Regions from separate parts of the Homo sapiens genome. Here region 2 is linked to region 1. Evidence: chromatin loops called from intact Hi-C (ENCODE). Cell type or tissue: heart left ventricle. All regions are shown on one strand. Each heading gives the region's core, and the rest is flanking DNA. Links, peaks and the distances in the headings are about the cores only.

Region 1 (8,000 bases), core at 1-8,000:
TTTAAGAAAGTTTACTAATTTGTGTTGGGCTGCATTCAAAGCTGTCCTGGGCCTCCTGTGGCCCGGTGCCATGGGTTGGACAAGCTTGAGCTAAAGCTTCTTTCCACAAGGTGGCACTGCAGGGTAACGGGGGTGAGTTCAGCACTACCCCCTTCCCCTGACACAAATTTTAGGGATGAAGAATTAACTCCAAGGAAAATAAAGGTACAGTTTAGTAAGATCATATTAAGTTCAATTTCCATAATTAGGGCTTGTATTATTTTGGAAAAGGAATAAAATTAACCTTAGAGCAATGAAAATTTTTTTCTAAATAAATAAGACTGTAGAAGTACATATTTAACCCTCTTACGAAGGCAGAGACAGCTATACACCCATTTTTTTTAATGTTTCTTTTTTTTAGAGACAGGATCTTGCTCTGCTGCCCAGGCTGAGCGCAGCAGCACCAATCCTAGCTCACTGCACCCTCGAACTCCTAGGCTCAAGTGATCCTCCCTCGCCTCAACTTTCAAGTAGCTGAGACTGTAAAAGCGCACCACAGCTAATTTTTTTTATTTTTTGTAGAGATGGGGTCTATGCCCAGGCTGGTCTCTAACTCCTGGGCTCAATTATCCTCCCGCCTTGGCCTCCCAAAGTGCTGGGATTACAGGCATGAGCCACCATGCTCAGCCTAGACATATTTAAATATCTGAGTAGCATCTACTCAAAGTTAAATAGCCACTACAATAGATCTCAATAACCTTATCAATTCTGTTGAGTTCTAATCACTGTTTTACTTGCGTTAATAATTTCACATTTTAAATTACATTATACAGTATTCCTGGGAATACAAAATAGACACCTTAGCTTCTATTTGCATTATTTACTTAGTATATAGTCCCTTCAGTATTTAAAAGCATAACGCATTTTGAGAGAACCTATCTTAAACCTTGTAGAAATGTGAAATTCATACAGCTTTCCATAATACCAAGATGTGTCATGACTACAGGATATAGAGGTGATACAGCTGACCACATTTATTCTATCCACTAAAACTTAAAGAATACTCTAGAATAGGTTGGGTGTGGCGGCTCACACCTGTATGCCAGCACTTTGGGAGGTTGAGGTGGGCAGGCTGCTCGAGCTCAGGAGCTCGAGATCAGCCTGGGCAACATGGCGAAACCCTATCTCTACAAAAAGCACAAAAAATTAGCCAGGCATGGTAGTATATGCCAGTAGTCCCAGACACGTGGGGGGCTGAGGCAGGGAGGATCACTTGAGCCCAGGAGGTCAAGGCTGCAGTGAGCTATGATCAAACCACTGCACTCCAGCCTGGGTGACAAAGTGAAACTCTTGTCTCAAAATTATTATTATTATTTTTGAGACAGAGTCTCGCTCTGTCGCCCAGGCTGGAGTGCAGTGGCACGATCTCGGCTCACTGCAACCTCTGCCTCCCGGGTTCAAGTGATTCTCCTGCCTCAGCCTCCCTAGTAGCTGGGACTAGAGGCATGCGCCACCATGCCTGGCTAATTTTTGTATTTTTAGTAGAGACGGGGTTTCACCATGTTGGCCAGATGGTCTTGATCTCTTGACCTTGTGATCTGCCCGCCTTGGCCTCCCAAAGTGCTGGAATTACAAGTGTGAGCCACCGCGCCCAGCTGTCTCAAAATTTTAAAAAGGCCAGGCGTGGAGGCTCATGCCTTTAATCCCAGCACTTTCGGAGGCTGAGGCAGGTGGATCATGAGGTCTGAAGTTCGAAACCAGCCTGGCCAACATGGTGAAACCCCATCTCTACCAAAAATACAAAAATTAGCCCGACGTGGTGGCACATGCCTATAATCCCGGCTACTCAGGAGGCTGAGACAGGAGAATCGTTTGAACCCAGGAGGCAGAGGTTGCAGTGAGCCAAGTGACAGAGTGAGACTTCCTCTCAAAAATAATAAAAAATTAAAATTAGAAAATAATACTCTAGAATAAAGAACAGTATCAATTCTGACACCACTGTTCATCAATATTGAAAATTACTTTGGCTGGGCGTGGTGGCTCATGCCTGTAATCCCAGCACTTTGGGAGGCCAAGGCAGGCGGATCATGAGGTCAGGAGATTAAGACCATCCTGGCTAACACAGTGAAACTCGTCTCTACTAAAAATACAAAACATTAGCTGGGCGTGGTGGTGGGCGCCTGTAGTCCCAGCTACTCGGGAGGCTGAGGCAGGAGTATGGCGTGACCCGGGAGGTGGCGCTTGCAGTGAGCCGAGATCGCACCACTGCACTCCAGCCTGGATGACAGAGCGAGACTCCATCTCAAAAAAGAAAAAAAAAAATTGAAAGTGACTGCTTGAGGCTAGGTGTGGTGGCTCGTGCTTGTAATCCCAGCACTTTGGGAAGCTGAGCCCGGTGGATCACTTGAGGTCAGGAGTTCAAGACCAGCCTGGGCAACATGGTGAAGCCCCGTCTCTACTAAAAAAAAAAAAAAAATTAGCCGGGCATGGCAGTGCGTGCCTGTAATTCCACCTAACTCAGGAGGCTGAAGCAGGAGAATTGCTTAAACCCGGGAGGCAGAGGTTGCAGTAAGCTGAGATTATGCCACACTGCACTCCAGCCTAGAGGACAGCGTGAGACTCCTCCTCAAAAAAAAAAAAAAAAAAAAAAAAAGACAAAGAAAATTACTGCTTGAAATAATGGTTGCTTTACTAATGTTGATCACGTGAATATTATGGAAGCAGAACAAACACTGAATTTTAAACCACAGACTATGACCTCTTAGTGGGCTCTAAAATCAATTAGTGCCTCAGGACCAGTTTTGTTTTTTAATGAACTAGAACAGAACAATATATAACAGTTATTAAGAGAATGAAAAGACAAGCCACAGACTGGGAGAAAATATCTGCAAAGTACATATTTGATAAAGGACTTGGCCAGGTGTGGTGGTTCACACCTATAATCCCAGCACTTCGGGATGTCTGTAATCCCAGCATTTTGGGAGGCTAAGATGGGTGGATCACTTGAGCCCAAGAGTTCGAGAACAGTCTGAACAACATAGGGAGACCCCATCTCTACAAAAAACACAAAAAGTAGCCAGGTGTAGTAGTGCAGGCCTGTAGTCCCAGCTTCTTGGGAGGCTGAGGTAGGAGGATTGCTTGAGCCCAGAAGGTCGAGGCTGCAGTGAGCTATGACTGTGCCACTGCACTCCAGCCTGGGCACAAGAGTGAGACCGTCACTAAATAAATAAATACATAAAGGACTTGTATCCTAAATACACAAATAACTCTTTTTTCTTTTTTGAGATGGAGTCTCGCTCTGTCACCCAGGCCGGGCGCAGTGGCTCACACCTGTAATCCCAGCACTTTGGGAGGCCAAGGCTGGCAGATCATGAGGTCAGGAGATCAAGATCATCCTGGCTAACATGGTGAAACCCCGTCTCTACTAAAAATACAAAAACAGCATTAGCCGGGTGTGGTGGTGGGCGCCTATAGTCCCAGCTACTTGGGAGGCTGAGGTGGGAGAATGGCGTGAACCTGGGAGGCGGAGCTTGCGGTGAGCTGAGATTGAGCCACTACACTCCACCCTGGGCGACAGAGCCAGACTCCCCCTCAAAAAAAAAAAAAAAAAAAAAACCTCAATAATCATAAAACAAGCTAATGTTTTTGTTTCTGTGTGTGGTTTTTTTTTTTTTTTTTTTCTAGACAGTCTCTGTCACCCAGGCTGGAATGCAGTGGCGCAATCTCAGCTCACTGTGACCTCTGCCTCCTGGGTTCAAGCGATTCTCCCGCCTCAGCCTCCCGAGTAGCTGGGACTACAGGTGCCTGCCCCCACACTCAGCTAATTTTTGTATATTTTTAGTAGAGATGGGGTTTCACCATATTGGCCAGGCTGGTCTCGAACTCCTTACATTGTGATCCGCCCACCTCGGCCTCCCAAAGTGCTGGGATTACAGGCGTGAGCCACCGCGTGTGGCTGTTTCTGTGTTTTTGAGACACAGTTTCACTCTGTCGCCCAGTCTGGAGTGCCGTGGCACAAGCTCAGCTCACTGCAACCTCTGCCTCCTGGGTTCGAGCGATTCTCGTGACTCAGCTTCCTGAGTAGCGGGGATTGGGGTGCCTGCCATCAGGCCCAGCCAATTTTTGTATCATTAGTAGAGATGGTGTTTCACCATGTTGGCCAGGCTGGTCTCGAACTCCTGACCTCAAATGATCCCCCTGCCTCAGCCAAGGTGCTAGGATTACACGCGTGAGCCACCGCACCTGGCCAAAACAACCTAATTTTTAATGGGCAAATGATCTGAACAGATACTTCACCAAAGATGACATACAAATGGAAAAATAAACATATGAAAAACATGTTCCGTATCATAGGTCATTTGGGAATTGCAAATTATTAATAAAACAACAGTGAAATACTACTACACACCTACTAGAATGGCCCAAATCCAAAGCATCGACAACACCTAACACTGGTGAGGATGCGGAGCAAAAGGAACTTGCAGTTGGGAATACAAAATGGTACAGCCATGTTGGAAGACAGTTTGGTGGCTTCTTAAAAAACTAAGCATACTTTTACCATGTGATCCAGCAATCCCACCACTTGGTCTTTACCCAAAGGAGTTGAAAATGTGTCCAGACAAAAACCTGCATGTGAATGTTTATGGCAGCTTTGTTCATAATTGCCAAAACTTGGAAGCAACCAAGATGTCCTTCAGTAGATGAATGGATAAACAAACTGTGGTACATAATACTGCTGGAATATTATTCAGTTATTCAGCAATGTTAAAAAAAAAAAGCACAAATCCAGAAGAGAGTCCCCACTGTACTTTCACGTCCCCACCGTACTTTCTGCTCCATCTTTCTGTATATCTAAAACTTCTATAAAAAATAAGACAGTACACTGCCCATGGAAAGGGTAAGATATGGTTTGGCTGTGCCCCACCCAAAAGCTCATCTTGAATTGTAATACCCATGTGTCAAGGGGAGAACCAGGTGGACATAATTGGATCATGGGGCGGTTTCTCCCATTTTGTTCTCGTGATAATGCGTGAGTCTCACGAGATCTGATGGTTTTATAAGCATCTGGAATTTCCCCTGCTGGCATTCGTTCTCTCTCCTGTCAGCCTGTGAAGAGGTGCCTTCCGCCATGATTGTAAGTTCCTGAGGTCTCCCAGGCACGCAGAACTGTGAGTACATTAAATCTCTTTCCTTTATAAATTACCCAGTCTCCGGTAGTTCTTTATAGCAGGGTAAGAGAAGAGTAACATAGGGTGTTTTCTCCTGACATTTTGACACGTATAGATACGTGTCTGAGTATTTAGGTAAGAACTGAGTCACCTTGTAAAAGGTATTTCTTAGTGTGGGTTCATGGTCAGAAAAGTTTGAAAGATACTACTCTGAGGGCCTCATGAAACCTACCAGGACTTCCATAAAACTAAATGAAAAGTCACTGCACTAGGGAAAAAACATTTCCATTATCATTTATTGGTACTTATTATTACTCATTATAGTATGGACTTTACACATTCTCAATTGTCATACCATCTTTGTGATATAGGTACTACTCTTCACTTTACAGATTAGGAAAAAGAGGGTCAGAGAGGTTAAATAATTTGTCCCAGATGGGCGTGGTGGCTCACACCTGTAATCCAGCACTTTGGGAGGCCAAGGCGGATGGATCACCTGAGGTCTGGAGTTCACGACCAGCCTGGCCAACATGGTGAAACCCCGTCTCTACTAAAAATACAAATATTAGCCGGGCATGGTGGCACATGCCTATAATCCCAGCTACTTGGGAGGCTGAGGCAGGAGAATGCCATGAACCTGGGAGGCCGAGCTTGCAGTGAGCCGAGATTGCCCCACTGCACTCCAGCCTGGGCGACAGAGCAAGACTCCGTCTCAAAATAAATGAATAAATAAATAAATAAAATAATAATTTGTCCCAAGTCTGCTGAACTAATAAATACTAGAGTCAGGATTTAACCCTGGCCTGTGTGACTCCAAAGCTTAAGCTTTAAACCACTACTCTAAAATGCTTCAAAATAAAAAAGATAAGGCAGTAAAAGTTTCAATGGGCTGAGCCCCGTGGCTCACACTTATAATCCCAAGACTTTAGGAGGCTGAGGCAAAAGGATCACTTGAGGGTAGGAGTTAAGAGATGAGCCTAAGCAACTTGACGAGACCACATCACTATTTAAAAAAAAACAAAAACCGGCGGCGGGGCGCGGTGGCTCACGCCTGTAATCCCAGCACTTTGGGAAGCCAAGGTGGGCGGATCACGAGGTCAGGAGATCGAGACCATCCTGGCTAACACAGTGAAACCCTGTCTCTACTAATAATACAAAAAATTAGCCGGGCATGGTGGTGGGCGCCTGTAGTCCCAGCTACTCAAGAGGCTGAGGCAGGAGACAGGTGTGAACCCGGGAGGTGGAGCTTGCAGTGAGCCAAGATCACACCACTGCACTGCAGCCTGGGCGACAGAGCAAGACTCCGTCTCACAAAAAAAAACAAAAGGAAAGAAAAAAAATAGATGTTTATGTAAAAACTTGGAAATATTTATGGTATTATTCATAATAGCCAAAAAGTGGAAACAACTCAAACTGATGAATGCCTAAACAAAATGTGGTATACCCATACACTGGAATATTATTTGACCATAAAAAGGATTCAAATGAATGCTAAACATGGATGAAGCTTGGAAACATTAAGCCAAGTGAAAGAAGCCAGATACAAAATGTTCACATATTATATGATTCTGTTTTTATAAAATGTCCAAAACAGGCAAATCCACGGAGAGATAAAGTAGATTAGTCGTTGGTAGGAGCTGGGAGGAAGGAGAGAGCGGGAGTGACTGAAAAATGGGTACAAGATTTCTTTTTGGGATGAAAATATAAAACTAGATAGTAGTGATGGTTGCACAATTTGTGAATATACTAAGAACCAATGAATTGTACATTTTGAAAAAATGAATGTTATTGTATGTGAATTATGTACCAATAAAGCTGTTATTTAAAAAACACAAACACAGGCTAGGCATGGTGGCTCACGCCTGTAATCCCAGCACCTTGGGAAGCCAAGGTGGGTGGATCATGAGGTCAGGAGTTCCAAGACCAGCCCAGCCAACATGGTGAAACGCTGTCTCTACTAAAAATACAAAAATTATCCTGCACGGTGGCGGGCGCCTGTAATCCCAGCTACTCAGGAGGCTGAGGCAGGAGAATCGCTTGAAACTGGAAGGTGGAGGTTGCACTGAGCCAAGATCGCACCACTGCACTCCAGCCTGGGCAACAAGAGTGAAACTCCATCTCAAAATAAAATAAAATAAAATAATTTTAAAATAATAAAAAAAAGTACGGCCAGGTGTGGTGGCTCATGCCTGTAATCCCAGCACTTTGGGAGGCCGAGGCGGGCAGATCACAAGGTCAGGAGATCGAGACCATCCTGGCTAACACGGTAAAACCCCGTCTCTATTAAAAATACGAAAACATTAGCCAGGTGTGGTGACGGGCACCTGCAGTCCCAGCTACTCGGGAGGCTGAGGCAGGAGAATGGTATGAACCCAGGAGACAGAGCTTGCAGTGAGCTGAGATCGCGCCACTGCACTCCAGCCTGGGCAGCAGAGCAAGACTCCATCTCAAAACAAACAAACAAAAAACTAGCTATGCCAAGTATTCAACCTATACCATCAGTAAAATATTTTTCTCAATGAAAACAACTTTTTTTTTTTTTTTGAGACAAGAGTCTCACTCTGTTGCCCAAGCTGGAGTGCAGATGATCTTGGCTCACTGCAACTTCTGCCTCCCAGGTTCAAGCGATTCTCCTGCCTCAGCCTCTCAAGTAGCTGGGAATACAGGTGCGTGCCACCACCCCCGGCTAATTTTTGTATTTTTAGTAGAGACGGGGTTTCACCATGTTGACCAGGCTGGTCTTGAACTCCAGAACTCAGGCCAGGTTTCCGGCCAGGCACAGTGGCTCACGCCTGTAATCCCAGCACTTTGGGAGGCCAAGGCGGGCGGATCAGCTGAGGTCGGGAGTTCGAA
Region 2 (16,908 bases), core at 4,236-12,235, 51 kb after region 1:
GCTGCTGTGCAGGGCCTGCAACCTGGCACCCACAGTGCCTTATCCAGGCCTAAGAGAGGGCGCTGTGGGCTCTGTGCTGACATCTGCTTGGCCACGCTGTCCCCAAGAAGGCCACATTTCATGACTCCCCTTCCTGTCCAGCCTGGGCCTGTGGCCCACTCTGGGATCCATCTGGCACTGCAGCCAAATGCCAGGTGTTACCGTGCCCCTCACCCCCTCAGTCCTTCCCCCACAACACACACACCTCCTTTTTTCTCTGGCCCCACCCCAACCTGAGCTGCCCTCACCTCTACTCCAAGTTAGCCTCCCTCCCGCTGGAAAATCCGACCCAACCACTCCCCACTGGGACCCCTCGGGGCCTCCCTTCTGCCCTGACGGTCAAGGGTAGTTAAACCCCTGAGGGCTTGGGTTTGCGGCTCTCCAGCCTCATGCCCTCACCATCCCCCGCTCCAGGCCGACTCCCACCCCACCCTAGGCCCCGCTGGCAGCCCCTCCCCAGTGTGGGGGTGGGGACTCTGGGACAATGGGACGTGCAGCTCCTGTTCCACCCCCACAGCTGCCCGGGGAAACCTGTTTTCACAAGTGTTGGCTGTGAACCAGTCGTGGTTCCATTTGCTCCTCTGGGGCATTAAGTAATATTTTTTGTTATCCAGGTTAGAAAATAAGTTGGTGGGAAAACACCCAGCGATCTGCTTGTTTTTGGTCTTTTGTTTGGCCGTGGGTGGCCCCTGTGGCCTGTGAGGCTGCACTTGTGTCCCCCACCAGATCCCCAGTGCCCAGCACACAGTAGACACCTAATAAATGTGCATGGAGGGCAGACTCCACCGCTGCCTCCACCAAATAAAATACAGCTGGAAACCCAGCGACATCCACCCCAGGCCACAGAAAAGAGTGTCCCTGCCAGGAGTTCCCACACAGGAGTCTTGGAACTCAGAGAGGGGGTCTCCGGAGCCAACCCACCTGTTTTCATTCCTGCAACAGGCCTCTGTCACAGGATCACTGTCCAGGGGTAGGGGTCGCCATGCCCAGAACTCAGCAAGTGTTCAGCTGACTGCAGCCTCATCTTCCTGCGAGGACTCAGAGCGGGGCAGGCGTTCTCTGAAGCCCAGAGAGGCTTTGCCACTTGCCCAGGGCCACAGAGCTACGGAGCCTGTGACTGGAACCCGGAGCCAAGTCTATGGCCTCCACCTGGTGGCCGCTGCCTCCAAAAACTCCCAGCTCCACAAGTCCCGCCCTCTGCCTTGGCAGGGTTTGCCTGGTGTCCTACACACACTGTACTGGTCTTTCAGGGTCTAAACCTCTCTTTCTCCCTTCCTTCTGGAATCTGTCTGGGGCCCCTGTGAGGAAGAAAAGGCTGCTGGGCCAGGACACTTCATCCATTCATTCATTCCTGACCTTTCTTGCGTCCTCCGTGCTAGGCCCGAAGGAGGGTAGGAGTCTTGGTCCCTGCACACAGCGAGCTTTCCCTCTGGATGTTGTGTCAGGCCACACACTTTAGTCTTCCGTCTTTTCTTCTTCACCAAGCATCCCACCCTAAGCGCCCGCTCACTCCTGCCTTTATTTCGGGTTTTCCCTGACATTCTTCTACCTAACCCACTGCTTTTCCCCAGCTCTCTGCCTCTTGGCTGCTTCCAGTTCCCGCCATTACTCACAACGCTGTCACATCAGTCAGGGTCCCATAGGGAAACAGATGGCTTCCTCAAATTAGGGAAATTCCAGGAAGGCGATTTACAAAGGGGGATGCTTACAGAAGGAAGGGGGGACCACTAGGGGAGGGCAGGACTCTGGGACCAGCATTAGGGGGACTCTTTCCACCATCAGGGCTGGAAGGAAGAGAAAGGGGAGCTCTCCAGCAAAGAAGAAAGTCCAGAGGAGGCTGGCCTGGAGGGCAGTGGCATTGGTCAGAGGCAGGCCCAAAGAGGGAGGGGATCCATTCCCGCATCGCTCCCTCTCCTGCCTTTGACCTCCCACAGGGCACCTCCACATCTGGCTGCAGCCCATGGAGGTGGCCCCAAAAGGCAAAAGCAGGGTGAAGGATGGAGCATCAATCTGGGAGGACGAGAGCCGGACACCCAGCACAGGTGTGCAGGAAACTTCTGCACAAACACCTTTCTTCTTTGTAGGGGGTTTCTGTAGTATGAGACATCAAGAGAATTCCTGAGCCAGAGCCTTCCTGGTTTGTAAGAACAACTGCATTTTAACAGAACCCCAAAATACGTATGTCACTACCCCACTGAAGGCCCTTCCATAGCACCATCTATGGCTGTCATGTAACAGCCACACCTGGTGGCCTCGCCGGCAGTGCCCCAACTCTGCTCCCAGCAAGCCAGACTGCTGTGTTCTCCACAGCCCCTGTGGTCCGGGCTGTGGCTCTCCAAGGCCCCTCTCTTCCATTCTAGGTGGATCTGCTGACACGTGGTCTGTCCTTCAAGGCCTCCTCCGATAGTGCAAATGTATTTCCAAATACCACCACCTTAAGGGTTAGGATTTCAACACATGAATTTGGGGAGAGCACATTCAGTCCATAACAAGCAGAGCCTCATGAATGGGATTAATGCCCTTATAAAAGGGGTCTTAGAGAGACCCCTCACCCCTTCTGGCATGTGTGGACACTGTCAAAAGGTGCTGTCGACCGGGTGCGGTGGCTCACGCCTGTAATCCCAGCACTTTGGAAGGCTGAGGCGGGCGGATCACCTGAGGTCAAGAGTTCAAGACCAGCCTGACCAACATGACAAAACCCCGTCTCTACTAAAAACACAAAAATTAGCCGGACGTGGTGGGCACCTGTAATCCCAGCTACTCAGGAGGCTGAGGCAGGAGAATCACTTGAACCCGGAAGCGAAGGTTGCAGTGAGCCAAGGTCGTGCTGCTGCACCCCAGCCTAGCGACAGAGCAAGACTCCATCTCAAAAAAAAAAAAAAAAAAAAAAAAAGGTACTGTCTATGAAGCTGAAGCAGAAAGCAGGCCCTCCTTAGACCCTGCACCTGCTGCTGCCCTGACTTTGGACTTTCCAGTCTGCAGAACTGTGAGAAATACATTTTTGTTGTTGACAAGCACCCAGTTAATGATACTTTGTTACAGCAGCTGCAACTAAGACACCACCCCTACACTACCCCACTCACTCCCGATTCCCCAAACCCTGTGCAGAACTTAGCAGTGCCTAGCCACATCCCTTAGCAGTGCCTAGCCACATCCCTTAGCAGTGCCTAGCCACATCCCTAAAGCCGCTGCTTCTCCATCTTCAGCACCTGAGAATCGCCTGGAGGGCTGGGTCCATCCCCAGGGCGTCTGCTCCAGTAGGTCTGGGATGGGCCCAAGTATTCGCATTTCTAACAAGTTCCCCTGTGCTGCTGATGCTGCTGGTCCAGGGACCACACTTGGAGAGCCACTGCCCCAGGCTGTCCCCACCCGACCCGTCTGGCAGCCCCTGAGGCTGTGGGAGGCCACTCCACCACGATGGCTGCTGCATAGGAGCAGTCCTCACAAAGACTGGGGCTGGAGGGTCCCCGGCCCCCTCCCCTGACGGGCCGGCTCTGCTTGGATGCACGTTCCACACAGCTGCCCAGAGGCCACTGAGCCCAGGCAGGCGCAGGGTACCCTGTTCAGCTATGCACCCTGTCCTCTCTCCTTCCCTCCTCATCTCGCTTCCTAGGATCACTTTCCAGACCCACAGCTGGCCCTGGAATCCCAGTTTCTGGGCTCACCCTCTGGACAGCCAACCCAGGATGCTCTGTTCTACTTTTTCTCTTTCCCCTAACATATATTGCCTTCTAATATAACATTTTATTCACATATTATATATATATATATATATATATATATATATATATATATATATATATATATATATTTTTTTTTTTTTTTTTTTTTTTTTTTTTTTTGAGACGGAGTTTCACTCTTGTCGCCCCAGCTGGAGTGCAATGGCGCGATCTTGGCTCACCGCAACCTCCGCCTCCGGGGTTCAAGCGATTCTCCTGCCTCAGCCTCTCCAGTAGCTGGGATTATAGGCATGTGCCACCACGCCTGGCTAATTTTGTATTTTTAGTAGAGACGGGGTTTCTCCATGTTGGTCAGGATGGTCTCGAACTCCCGACCTCAGGTGATCCACCTGTCTCGGCCTCCCAAAGTGCTGGGATTACAGGCATGAGCCACCATGCCTGGTCTTATTATATTTATTGTTTATTGTCTTGCTCCTAGTAAAATATAAGTTCCAGGAGAGCAGGGATCTGTATATGTGTCCCAAGCACTTAAAACAGTGCCTGACACTCAGTAAGTAACCACTAAGGAAGGAAGGGAGGAAGGGAGGGAGGGAAGGAAGGGAAGGGGGAGGAAGGAAGGAAGTGAGGGAGCCAGGGGAGGGAGGGAGCGAGTGGAGGGAAGGAGCCAGGGAGGGAGGGAGGGAAGGAAGGAAAGGAAGGACCACATGAGCTGGCCGGGTGGGGACAGATGTGGGGCCTTCCTGGCACCTGGTCCCATAAACCTCTGCAGGTGTTTAGTGAATGTTGAGGGTGGGGAAGGGAAAGGGAAGGAGGCCTGAGAAGAAGGGGTGCCTCTTCTCGGCTGACCTCTGAAATTGGCTGACCACCTCCTTGGAGGACAACTCCTTGGCTCCCTCACAGGTAACTAAGGGGTGGAGAGTGTTGCCAGTTCTGCCCAGTGAAGCTGCTGGCAAACCATTCCCAGCTCAGACCATCCCTGCTCGCTCCCTTGCCAGTGTCTAGCCTCTGTGCTCCCTCGGCACCCACCTCCCTGCAGTCCCCTGGGTGGGCACCCAACGGCCTGCCTCCGTCCAACTCTCGGTCCGAATTCTCTGTTCCCTGGCCCACCTGGAACTCTCCGACCATCTGTGCTCCCTGTCACAGGGGCTCCTGGTGGGAGGAAGTTGAGCCTGGGGAGAAGCGACTCGGCTGGCACGCTGGCTTCCAGCCCTGCCCTGTCCTTCCCGCCGGCCAGCTGCTTCCAGGTCAACCTTGGGTCCCACTCCTGAGGACAATGTCCCTTCACTGTCCCAAGCAGGAGCGCTGATTCCGTCATCTGTCATGTACGAAAACCCCTTCTTGAAGCTTCTCAGATGCCCCTGCCTTTCCTGGCCAGGGGTTTCTCTCCTAGTCCGTCTGCTGTGGTCTTTCTAGAGGGCCGAATCAAGGCCAGTTCTGAGTGCTCCTTAATTTATTTTTATGTTGAAATTTAATTTTGATTTTCAAAATTGTCATTGCATCATTCCCAAGTGTTTCAAAGGATTTTATCTCACTTGCCGGTCGCTATAATCCTGTGAAGGAAATACCATTTCTCCTTCATTACAGATGAGGATATGGAGGCTTTCCGGGTCTTTCAGCCTCTGAGTGGGAGAGCCAAGATTCAAATCCAGCTCTTCTGACTCTAAATCCTGCACTCTCTACAATGTATACACTTTGCATTGTTTTATGAGCTCAGGATCCATTTGGCAGTAACTACTTGGATATTTTGTAGCAAGAAGTTAGCAAAATGTGCTTTCTTTTCTTTCTTTCTTTTTTTTTTTTTTTTGGAGATGGAGTCTCGCTGTTGCCCAGGCTGGAGTGCAGTGGCGCAATCTTGGCTGGATCTCAGCTCACTGCAGGCTCCGCCCCCTGGGTTCACGCCATTCTCCTGCCTCAGCCTCCTGAGCAGCTGGGACTACAGGCGCCCGCCACCTCGCCCGGCTAATTTTTTGTATTTTTAGTAGAGACGGGGTTTCACCATGTTAGCCAGGATGGTCTCGATCTCCTGACCTCGTGATCTGCCCGCCTCGGCCTCCCAAAGTGCTGGGATTACAGGCGTGAGCCACCGCGCCCGGCCCAAAATGTGCTTTCTTTCACACAGTACCTATGAGCTTGGACTGTGGAGCTAGAGAACATCTGCCACTTAGTTTCGGCTGTGTAATTTTGGGCCAGTTACATAACGTTTCTGTGCCTTAGTTTGCTCACCTGTAGATGGGGATAATAACAGTGCCTCCCTCAAGGATTATTATTATTATTATTATTATTATTATTATTATTATTATTATTTTTGAGACAGAGTCTTGCTCTGTCACCTAGGCTGGAGTGCAGTGGTAAGATCTCGGCTCACTGCAACCTCCACCTCTCGGGTTCAAGCAATTCTCCTGCCTCAGCCTCCCAAGTAGCTGGGACTACAAGCGTGCACCACCATGCCCAGCTAATTTTTGTATTTTTAGTAGAGACGAAGTTTCACCATGTTGGCCAGGCTGGTCTCAAACACCTGACCTTAGGTGATCCACCCGCCTTGGCCTCGCAAAGTGCTGGGATTACAGTAGTGAGCCACAGCGCCCAGCCTCCCTCAAGGATTTTTGTCAGTTACATGAAACAATGTGTGCATCACATGGTGAACACCACATCGGCATTTGCTGTGTCCCTGCACTGGGTGAGACGCTGCTGCCTGCTAGGGAGGGCCCCATCTCATGGCCAGCCAGCTCATCTGCTGATCTGCCTTGAGTGAGAAGGCTGCCGACCTGACCTTGAAACACTCCCACCAGCTCAACAGCAGCATCTTCTCACTGGCTCACCCACACCAGCCTTCCCCACATAGACATGAGTACAGAGGGGAACAGGGTGATCTGTCCTTTTTGCCAACACCAGAGAAGGCAGCTGGCAGTGGCATTTGGAGATAAGGTGGCTGACTGCTGCAATTGGTGCTGGGGTGCCTGAGATGGTTCTGAAAAGTTCAGGAAACACCTCTCAAGTGAAGTAGGAGGACATGGTGCATACCTCCCAGAAACGCTGAAAGGAAGTTGCTGGCCCCTTAGCCTGCCCGGAGCCAGGGGTCTGCTCAGCTGAGCGAGGTCTGAAGAGCACAGGCAAGGCCAGGAGGGGCTTTGCTGAAGGATGTTGGTCTTGAAAGACGGGTCCAGCTGGGGCCAGGGGGGAATTTACACACACACACACACCCCCACATACATGCACATACCGGCGGATGTCTTGAGGCCAGGAGTTTGAGATCAGGCTGGCCAACATGGTGAAACCCCATCCCTACTAAAAATAGACAAATTAGCGAGGTGTGGTGGCACGCACCTGTAATCCCAGCTACTCGGGAGGCTGGGGCACAAGAATTGATTTAACCTGGGAGGTGGAGATTGAAGTAAGCCTAGATCATGCCACTGCACTCCAGCCTGGAAAACAGAACGAGACTCTGTCTCCAAAAAAATCATCATCATAATAATAATCCATGTACTTGTGTCACCAGTAGAGGGTCTTGACTGCAAGTTTTCCAGGTTCTTGGCGTTTTGAACAAAGAATTGGACAAAATGCCCAGCAACGCAAAGAAAGAATGAAGCAATGAAAGAACGAAAGCAGGGATTTACTGAAAATGAAAGTACACTCCACAGTGTGGAAGCAGCTGGAGCAGCTCAAGAGCCCGGATACAGAATCTTCTCGGGTTCAAATACCCACTACAGGTTTCCTATTGGCCACTTGGTAGTCACCTTATGTAAATGAAGCAGTGGCCCACAATTGGTTGCGGAAAGCAGTCAATCAGAGGCTGAAGTGAAGTTACAAAGGTCACACTCCTGTGCAAACATCTGATTGGCTATAGAAAGTGACCAATCAGAGGCTAAAGTTACAAAGTTATACTCCTGTGCAAATGAAGACTCGGTCACCATTCAGTCTGATTGGTTGCCAACAGCCAATTTCCCATCTGCCATGAAGAAAAGGTGTGGGTTCAAGCCAGGTGCAGTGGCTCACGCTTGTAATCCCAGCACTTTAGGAAACTGAGGAGAGCGGATCACTTGAGGTCAGAAGTTCAGGACCAGCCTGGCCAACATGGCGAAACCCCATCTCTACTAAAAATACAAAAAAATTAGTTGGGCGTGGTGGTGGCACCTGCCTGTGGTCCCAGCTACTCGGGAGGCTGAGGCAGGAGAATCGCTTGGACTTGGGAGGCAGAGGTTGCAGTGAGCCAAGATCATGCCACTGGCACTCCAGCCTCGACCACAGAGACCCTGTCTCCAAAAAAAAAAAAAAAAAAAGGAGGTTTGCAAAAGAAGTAGCTTCGGCTCCTTTTGTTATTTAGGCTTGGAAAGTTAGGGTTTTCTTTTCAATTTAGTTCTAGGAAGTTGGTGTGAAATGCCCTTAGATTCCCTGCCTCCAGACCCTGTTCTGCCTGGCTTGATTTTTTAAAAATATTATGATAGGCTTTATTTTTTAGAGAAGTTTTAGGTTCACAGCCAAATGGAGTGGAAGACACAGAGCTCTCCCATAGACCGCTGTCCCTCCACCCCATGCAGCCTCCTCCACTGCCAACATCTCCCCTGACAGTGGCACGTTTGTTACAATCAATGAACCTTCATTGACACATCATGATCTCCAGAGTCCATAGTTTACATTCGGGCTCACGCTTGCTCTCATACATTCTATGGGTTTGGACAAATGCATAACCATATGTATCTGCCACTCTAGTGTCATACAGAGTAGTTTCTCTGTCCTAAAAATCCCCCGTGCTCCACTATTCATCCCTCCCTCCCCAACTTCGGGCAACCACTGACCTTATGCTGTCTCCGTAGTTTTGCTTGTTACAGAATGTCCTGTACTGAAATCATACAGTATGTAGGCTTTTCATTTTTTCGTATTTTGGGTTTTTGTTTTTTTTTTTCAAATAGGGCCTCACTCGGCCAGGTGCAGTGGCTCACGCCTGTAATCCCAGCACTTTGGGAGGCCGAAGCAGTCGGATCACGAGGTCAGGAGATCAAGACCATCCTGGCTAACACGGTGAAACCCCGTCTCTACTAAAAATACAAAAAAAAAAAAAAAAAAAAAATTAGCCAGGCATGGTGGTGGGCGCCTGTAGTCCCAGCTACTCGGGAGGCTGAGGCAGGAGAATGGCGTGAACCCGGGAGGCAGAGCTTGCAGTGAGCCGAGATCACACCACTGCACTCCAGCCTGGGTGACAGAGCGAGAGTCCGTCTCAAAAAAACAAACAAACAAACAAAACACACAAATAGGGTCTCACTCTGTCACCCGGGCTGGAGGGCAATAGTGCAATCTTGGCTTACTACAGCCTCAACCTCCTGTGCTCAGGCCATCCTCCCATCTCAGCCTCCCAAGCAACTGGGACCACAAGGTGCACACCGTCACACTGGCTAATTTTGTTGATTTTTTGTAGAGATGGGGGTCTTACTATGTTTCCCAGGCTGGTCTCAAACTCCTGGGTTCAAGTGATCCTTCTGCCTCAGCTTCCCAAATTGCTGGGATTACAGGCCATGAGCCACTGTGCCCAGCCATGTCTTTTTATGTTTGATAGCTCATTTATTTTTAGTGCTGAAAAATATTTCATTCTCTGGATGTACCACAGTTTATTTATCCATTGACCTACTGAAGGACATCTTGGTTGCTTCCAAGTTTGGCAATTATGCATAAAGCTGCCATGGCCATCTGTGTACAGATTTTTTTTTTTTTTTTTTTTTTTTTGAGACAGTCTCACTCTGTCGCCCAGGCTGGAGTGCAGTGGCGCGATCTCAGCTCACTGCAAGCTCCACCTCCCGGGTTCAAGCCATTCTTCTGCCTCAGCCTCCCGAGTAGCTGGGACTACAGGCACACACCACCACGCCCAGCTAATTTTTTGTATTTTTTTTTTAGTAGAGATGGGGTTTCACCATGTTGGCCAGGATGGTCTCGATCTCTTGACCTTGTGATCCGCCCGCCTCGGCCTCCCAAAATGCTGGGATTACAGGCGTGAGCCACCGTGCCCGGCCCCCTTTTTTTTTTTTGAGATGGATTCTTGCTCTGTTGCCCAGGCTGGAGGGCAGTGGCACCATCTTGACTCACTGCAACCTCTGTCTCCTGGGTTCAGGCGATTCTCCTGCCTCAGCCTCAGAAAGTGCTGGGATTACAGGTGCATGCCACCATGCCCAGCAAATTTTTGTATTTTTAGTAGAGACAGTTTTTTACCATGTTGGCCAGGCTGGTCTTGAACTCCTGACCTCAGGTGATCCTCCCACCTCGGCCTCCCAAAGTGCTAGGATTACAGGCGTGAGCCACCGTGCCTGGCCTTCTTATAAAATTTAATGTGTGTGTATATATAGTCCCACTTCTAGTCATTTACCCTTGAGAAATGATAACATATGTTCATACAAAGACCCAGCCTGGGTAATATGGTGAAACCTCATCTCTACAAAAAATCTTTTTGTAATGCAGCGTAAAAAATAATGAGTTCATGTCCTTTGCAGGGACATGGATGAAGCTGGAAGCCATCATTCTCAGCAAACTAACACAGGAACAGAAAACCAAACACCGCATGTTCTCACTTATAAGTGGGAGTTGAACAATGAGAACACATGGACCCAGGGAGGGGAACATCACACAGTGGGGCCTGTCAGGGGTTGGGGAGGCAAGGGGAGGGAGAGCATTAGGACAAATACCTAATGCATGCAGGGCTTAAAACCTGAGCTGAGATCGTGCCACTGCACTCCAACCTGGGTGACAGAGGGAGACTCCATCTCCAAAAAAAAAAAAAGTTGTTCACCTGTGACTTCTTTTTGGTACTTAACTTTTTTTTTTTTTTTTTTTTTTGAGACAGAGTCTCGCTCTTTCGCCCAGGCTGGAGTGCAGTGGCGCGATCTCTGCTCACTGCAAGCTCCGCCTCCCGGGTTCACACCATTCTCCTGCCTCAGCCTCCCAAGTAGCTGGGATTACAGGTGCCCACCACCACGCCCGGCTAATTTTTTGTATTTTCAGTAGAGACGGGGTTTCACTGTGTTAGCCAGGATGGTCTCGATCTCCTGACCTCGTGATCCGCCTGCCTCGGCCTCCCAAAGTGCTGGGATTACAGGCGTGAGCCACCGCGCCTGGCCTGGTACTTAACTTGATAGCATTCACAGCTCTCCCTGGAGGAAGGTCACGCAATTGTCACCCACAACTTTTCAGGTGAGTGAACAGAGTCAGAGGAGTTGAGCAACTAGCTCAAGGCCACACAGGGACTAGGTGGTAAGGCAGAGACTTGACCTTGGGCCACTGACCGAAGACCCGTGTGCTGGGAGCCCATGTCACACCATTTATGGAATGAGGCCCTTGGGGTGGGACTCAGCTACCTGCCAAGTAGTTTTGGGGCTGCTGACGGGAACTTGGAACTTGCTCCTCTTTACTGGAGCCTTCCAGAGCCAATGCCTGCCTCCCTCGTCCCAAGAAGGAACAGCTTTAGCAGGGCACCACAGAAAGGACTCCCAGCTGGGCGGGGGCTGCGGGGGGACTCCCTGGGCATCCTGGAAATTGCACAAGCCCCTGGACAGGGATGGTGCAGGTCACCTTCTCCCCTGACGATGACGGGCCATGACCAGTGGCTCCAGTCATTCCACTCTTTTTTTTTTTTTTTTTTTTTTTTTGAGACGGAGTCTCGCTTTGTCGCCAGGCTATATAGTGCAGTGGTGCGATCTCGGCTCACTGCAACCTCCACCTCCTGGGTTCAAGCAATTCTTCTGCCCCAGCCTCCCAAGTAGCTGGGACTACAGGCGCACGCCACCATGCCCAGCTAATTTTTGTATTTTTAGTGCAGACGGGGTTTCATCATGTTGGCCAGGATGGTCTCGATCTATTGGCCTCACGATCCGCCTGCCTCAGCCTCCCAAAGTGCTGGGATTACAGGTGTGAGCCACTGCGGCTGGCCTTTTTTTTTTTTTTTTGAGACAGAGTGTCTCTCTGTCACCCAGGATCTCAGCTCATTGCAACCTCTGTCTCCCGGGTTCAAGCAATTCTTCTGCCTCAGCCTCCTGAGTAGCTGGGACTGCAGACGCCCACCACCATGTCCAGCCAATTTTTGTATTTTTAGTAGAGATGGGGTTACACCATATTGGCCAGGTTGGTCTGGTCTCGAACTCCTGACCTGGTGATCTGCCTGCCTTGGCCTCCCAAAATGCTGGGATTACAGGCGTGAGCCACCGAGCCGGTTGGCCATTTTGGTCTTGAAAACCCAGGGACACACTGCAGGGCTGGGGGGGTGGGGGGGCAGGGGACTCACAGGATGTTCTGTAGAAGAGTGGAGGACCTGCAGCTATGCCTGGAGGAGCAGCGAGGCGCTCCATTGCTGGAAGGACGCTGAGAGGGGTTCAAACATGGGCAGATGTTCCAGAACCTTCCTGCTGGAAGCCTTCCCAGGCACCTTCCGCCACCTCCTGACCCCCTCGAAGGTGTGTGGACTTGTTAGGTAGCTCTGACTTTGCTTTGTGGGGTGCTGCCTAATCCTTCCTCCCCTGCGCCCTGGCTGGAGCTCCCCGGGGCCTTTCACACACATTGTCCTTTCATCCTCAAACAGTCTCCAGGAAGCAAGCACTGCTGTCATTCCTACTTGACAGATGAGGAAACCAAGGCCGAGAGAGGCGAATTAACCAGCCATTAGGTCACACAGGCGGGATGGGGCCTGGAGCCCCTGCAACCTCAGACTCAGCTCCAGGTGCTCCCAAACCTATGGGCAGTGGTGACTGTGCATTTCCACCATCAAAGCAGCCTTGCACAGGGCCCAGCTGAGTGGAGTGCCAGGCAGTGCCGGGAGGGAGGCGGGGCTGGGGGCTGGCAGTCACGCCTGGGCCTGCAGGCACTGGCTCGGGGCCTGCTATCCCAGGAGAAACAATCATCTGGCTCGTTGTCAGGCTCGGATTTCTTACCTCCTCAGAGGGGCGCGTGCCACCGGCTGGCCATGGGGAGAGCTCAGTGGAGCTGGCTCCTCTGAGGCCTCTCTTGGAGCAGGGCCCCTGGTCTCCAATCCCCTGACTTCCATGCCCCTGTGCCCTCCTGGTCTTAGGCACTGACCAGACCCGACTGTAACTGGGCAGTGGTGCTGCCCTAGAAGGGCTGATCTTGCAGGCCAACAGTGTAGGGTGTGTGTCTGGGAGGTGGTTCCCCAGGCCTCCCTGGTGCTGCTTCAGAGCTTGACACAGAAGTGACCTGCTGGTGTCTGCAGGGCCCCAAGTGCTGAAGGAGGCCTGCCCTGGCTCCTGCTCCCCTCGGCCCTCCATTCCAACTCCTCTGGCTTCACCTCCCGCTCATCATTCCCTTGCCTGCCCTCCGGGCCCATCCTTGCTCATGCTGTTGGTTGATCCCAACACGTCCCTGCTTCCATCCTCGCTAGTGAAAATTGGACACGGCCTTCAAGGTTCAGCTCAGGCACTTCCTCCTCCAAGAAACTGTTCCTGATCTACCTAGTCTCAGGGAGGCCAGCCTCGCCCACAATTCCTGCTCTCCTGGGCCCCATCACCCAGCTCAGAAACTCAGGGCAGGCCGGAGGGAAGGAGATGGGCTGAGCCCTCGGACCCCCTCACCTGGGGGCTCACCCTCGGCTTCACTTTAAGGGATCTCCTGCCCCAAGACTGGAGATGCTCCAAGGCTCTGGCAGGGCACACCTGGCTGCCCAGGAATACAGGGAGGGGACTTCAGCACCCTGCCCACTCTGGGCCCCCAGGGCCTACACTCCCACCCGACAAGGATGGCTACTCACTGACAGTGACTTACTCACCCTGGCCCTCAGTCTCTTCATTTGTGCATTGGAGATAATGAAACTTACTTCAAAGCCCAGGTACGTGCTGCCAAAGTGCAGGTTGCAGCATGTCAGGCCTCTTTAACTGTACCGGGCTTCACACCTATTGGTAGTTACTGGGAGCTGCTACTAATGACATCCGTTCCTCATTCCTGCCCATGAGCAAGAGCCAGTGCTGGGTGCTGGTGCCTGGGGGAGAGGGCGGTGACGGCAACCCCTGGCTCTGCCTCATCCCACCTTCAGGCACCAACTCTGATGTCCTCACCCTGACCTCCTCCCTCTCCCTCTTCTCTGTTCCCATGGTCACATGTGCCACCCCCCATGTACATGTCTGTTGTTCTACTGTGTGTCTGTACCTCTCTGTGACCCCATCACTCTGCAAGGGCCTGGGCAAGCTGGGGCTCAGGGCGGTCAGGGCTGGCCTAAAGACATAGCGAAGTCGGCCGGGCGCGGTGGCTCACGCCTGTAATCCCAGCACTCTGGGGGGCCGAGGCGGGTGGATCACGCGGTCAGGAGATCGAGACCATCCTGGCTAACACGGCGAAAGCCCGTCTCTACTAAAAATACAAAAAAATTAGCCACGTGTGATGGCGGGCGCCTGTAGTCCCAGCTACTCGGGAGGCTGAGGCAGGAGAATGGCGTGAACCCGGGAGGCGGAGCTTGCAGTGAGCCGAGATCGCGCCACTGCACTCCAGCCTGGGCGACAGAGCGAGACTCCGTCTCAAAAAAAAAAAAAAGACGGCAAACTGGGGCAGCGTTGGGTGGCAACAAGCCAAACCAGGGACCTTAAACCAGGTCTTTGGTTTGATCTCAGGTGGGGATCTGGGTTCCGGAAGGCTCCAAGAGCTGCAGTTACAGGTTAGTTTTCAGGACAGCGTGCAGGGCATCCTGGGGACACGGCTGGGCATCCTGCAGCCTGCCCCGGCTGGAGCTCCGGTGTCTGGGTGTCTGTAGCAGCCTGTGTGGCAGGGGTGGGGGATGGGGCGAGTTACTCTCCACAAAGGGCTTCTGGGAAATCAAGCAGCACTCGCTCTGCTGGGTCTTCAAGGAAAGGGACAGGGCCCAAAGACTCACGGTGCTACGACTGTCCCGGGGCATCCCTGGGCTTTCTCTGGATACCAGCCCCTTTGCTGTACCCCCTGGTCCCTGCACAGCCCAGGCCCCTGCTGCCCCTCTTCATGGACAGCAGTGCCATTCACTGGGGTTCCTGTCCCCAGCCACACCCTTTCCGCATACTCACACAGTGGCCTGTTGAAACTCAAATCTGATCAGCCCATCCATCCTGAAACCTTTCTGGCTTCTGATTGCCTGCAGGATAAAGTCCAACCTCCTTTTCGTGACATTCAAGGCTCTTTGTCTCTTCCTTCAATGTCTGAACTGCCCTGAAGAGAGGAGGGATGGGGTGTTCCATAGACAGGAGGTGGTAGTGCGGGGCCCTGTCAAGATGTGGGCTCTTGAGGCTCCACCGTCCAACTCCCTCCAGGCCTGGTCTCAGGGGACCTTACAGGAAAAGTCTGGCCTTGGTCAGAAAAGCCTAGAGGTTGGCCACAGGCTGGTACGTGGGGGCCCAGAACTGGGCCTCTGACCCCTGCAGAGGGAGTCTCAGGCCTGGCCTGGCTCCCTGCCACAGGATCCCTAGAGCCACATGACTGGTCCTACTCTCCCCATTCCCCTGCTGGGCTCCAGCTCAGTCGCAGGAGCCAAGCCAGATTTGAGGCCAGAGGGCTTGACCAGGTTGGTTCCTGCTAGGTGGCTCTGCGCAGAACCCTCTTACAGCCCATCCAACTGGCCGGGTCCCTTCCCTTTTGTACCATTCTTGTTGGTCCCTGTCTGCCTGACCCTGTGTGGCACCTCAGGGCTGCAGCCTTGGTCTGGGTCCCAGCCACTGGTCACCTTCTGCCCTGAGGCCTGCCCTCCCTGCTGTCTGGGGCTGTCAGCTGGACCTTGGAGCATGGCCATCCCAGGCCCATTCCTGGCTCTGACCACTGTGAGGGGCCCTGGTACCATCCTCCCTGGGCACAATCCCCCTGGATGCTGGCTGGTCAGGTGGAATCACTTGTTAGCGGAGTATAACGGAGTAACAAGCCAGGCGAGGTGGCTAATCCCAATACTTTGGGAGGCCAAGGTGGGAGGATCGCTTGAGGCCAGGAGGCTGAGGCTGCAGTGAGCTATGATAGTGCCACTGTGCTCTAGCCTGGGCAACAGAGCGAAACCCTGTCTAAACAAAACCTAAAAACCCCCCAAAAACCCAAAAACCAAAACAAAAAGAAAACTATCCTTGACACTTTAGTGTAAGTACATCTAATGATAGCTGTAATTATTTCGAAAGCATATGTTGTTACGAGTATGGGGACATCTGGACTTTCTCTTGTAGGAGTGCATCCTTGCAGGTATCTTTAGGCTGTTCCCTTAATTGTAAGCTTCTTGTGACCACAAGTTGTGGCTGGCAAGGAATGTGCCTTGTTAGTCTCAGGATGGAGATGAACTTACAATGGCATTGCTCTGGCTGTCCTGGGCTCCTGCTTCCCTAATGCGCTGGGCGCTGTGGCTCAAGCCTATAATCCCAGCACTTTGGGAGCCCCAGGAAGGAGGATCGCTTGAGCTCAGGAGTTCAAAACCAGCCTGGGCAAAACATATTGAGACCCCATCTCTACAAAAAATTGAAAAAAAAAAAAAGCCAGGCATGGTGGCTTGCGCCTGTAGTCCCAGATACTGGGGAGGCTGAGGTAGGAGGGTCTCTTGAGCCTGGGAGGTGGAGGCTGCAGTAAGCAGAGATCAGTCCCTGTTAAAAAAAAAAAAAAAGTGACAGTCCCCAGGAAGGTGCAGGTCGATGGTGGCAGCCACTGTGGTGGCTTGTGGCTGGTGTTCTTGTCCTATGTTTGTAGCCATCCCTAGGTCCAGGGTTCAGGGCTTCCTGTTCCCAGGAGGGTTCAGATAAGAGGCCCCGAGCAGCCACTCAGGCAGAGCCTCTTCCTGGGGAGAAGGTGCTCCCTGGGGCGAGCAAGTGGGCAGGCCTTGGCTCTCTCCATTCCTGAATACCTTCTACTGTCTAGGTAGTAGAACACCTTCTACTGACCCTGGCCCAGGCTCAGATACGGTCCAACCCGGCAGACCCTTCCCGGGGGCCTGTGACGGTCCCAGGCAGGGAGAGCCACGTCGGGGTGGTGGTCACCCCCAGCGCCCTGAACCTGCGAAGGCCCAGTGTAGGGGTGAGCGCGCACCGGCTGGGGGGACGTTGGAGAAGCCAAGCAGAGGCAGCCGGGCGCGCCTTCCTGCCCTCCCGGTGGAGGAGGACGCGGCAGGGACAGGCGGGCGGCCAGCCGGCTTCAGGACGCTTGACAAGGGTTTTGGCTGAGGGTGCGCCCTGGGCTCTGGAGCGCCCAGGTGCCCCGCCACCCACGGGGGGCGTGGTATGGGGGC

Evidence for each region. Peaks named below come from ENCODE experiments on the same cell type or tissue, not always from the same donor. Only the 100,000 strongest peaks of a DNase experiment are listed, where the experiment ranks them.
Region 2: a loop joins it to region 1, with 3.0 times the contacts of the local background. A loop is called at or near these places in 3 of 110 quality-filtered maps.

What each region holds. Positions count from the first base shown.
Region 1 is chr14:103,808,488-103,816,487 of GRCh38, forward strand. All of the region lies in intron 1 of PPP1R13B (protein phosphatase 1 regulatory subunit 13B), which reads right to left. Among named protein-coding and RNA genes, the nearest start is that of PPP1R13B, 35 kb to the right of the region's middle. In heart left ventricle, for the core only: a CTCF peak has its summit at 112 (motif pointing right); DNase peaks (open chromatin) are centred at 84 and 3,472; H3K27ac peaks cover 586 bases.
Region 2 is chr14:103,855,143-103,872,050 of GRCh38, forward strand. It overlaps PPP1R13B-DT (PPP1R13B divergent transcript), which reads left to right. Exons shown (of 3, transcript NR_038436.1): 3 at 982-2,907. Among named protein-coding and RNA genes, the nearest start is that of PPP1R13B-DT, 16 kb to the left of the region's middle. RefSeq lists a silencer at 16,650-16,908. In heart left ventricle, for the core only: no CTCF peak of the experiment used is centred there; no DNase peak of the experiment used is centred there; H3K27ac peaks cover 3,793 bases.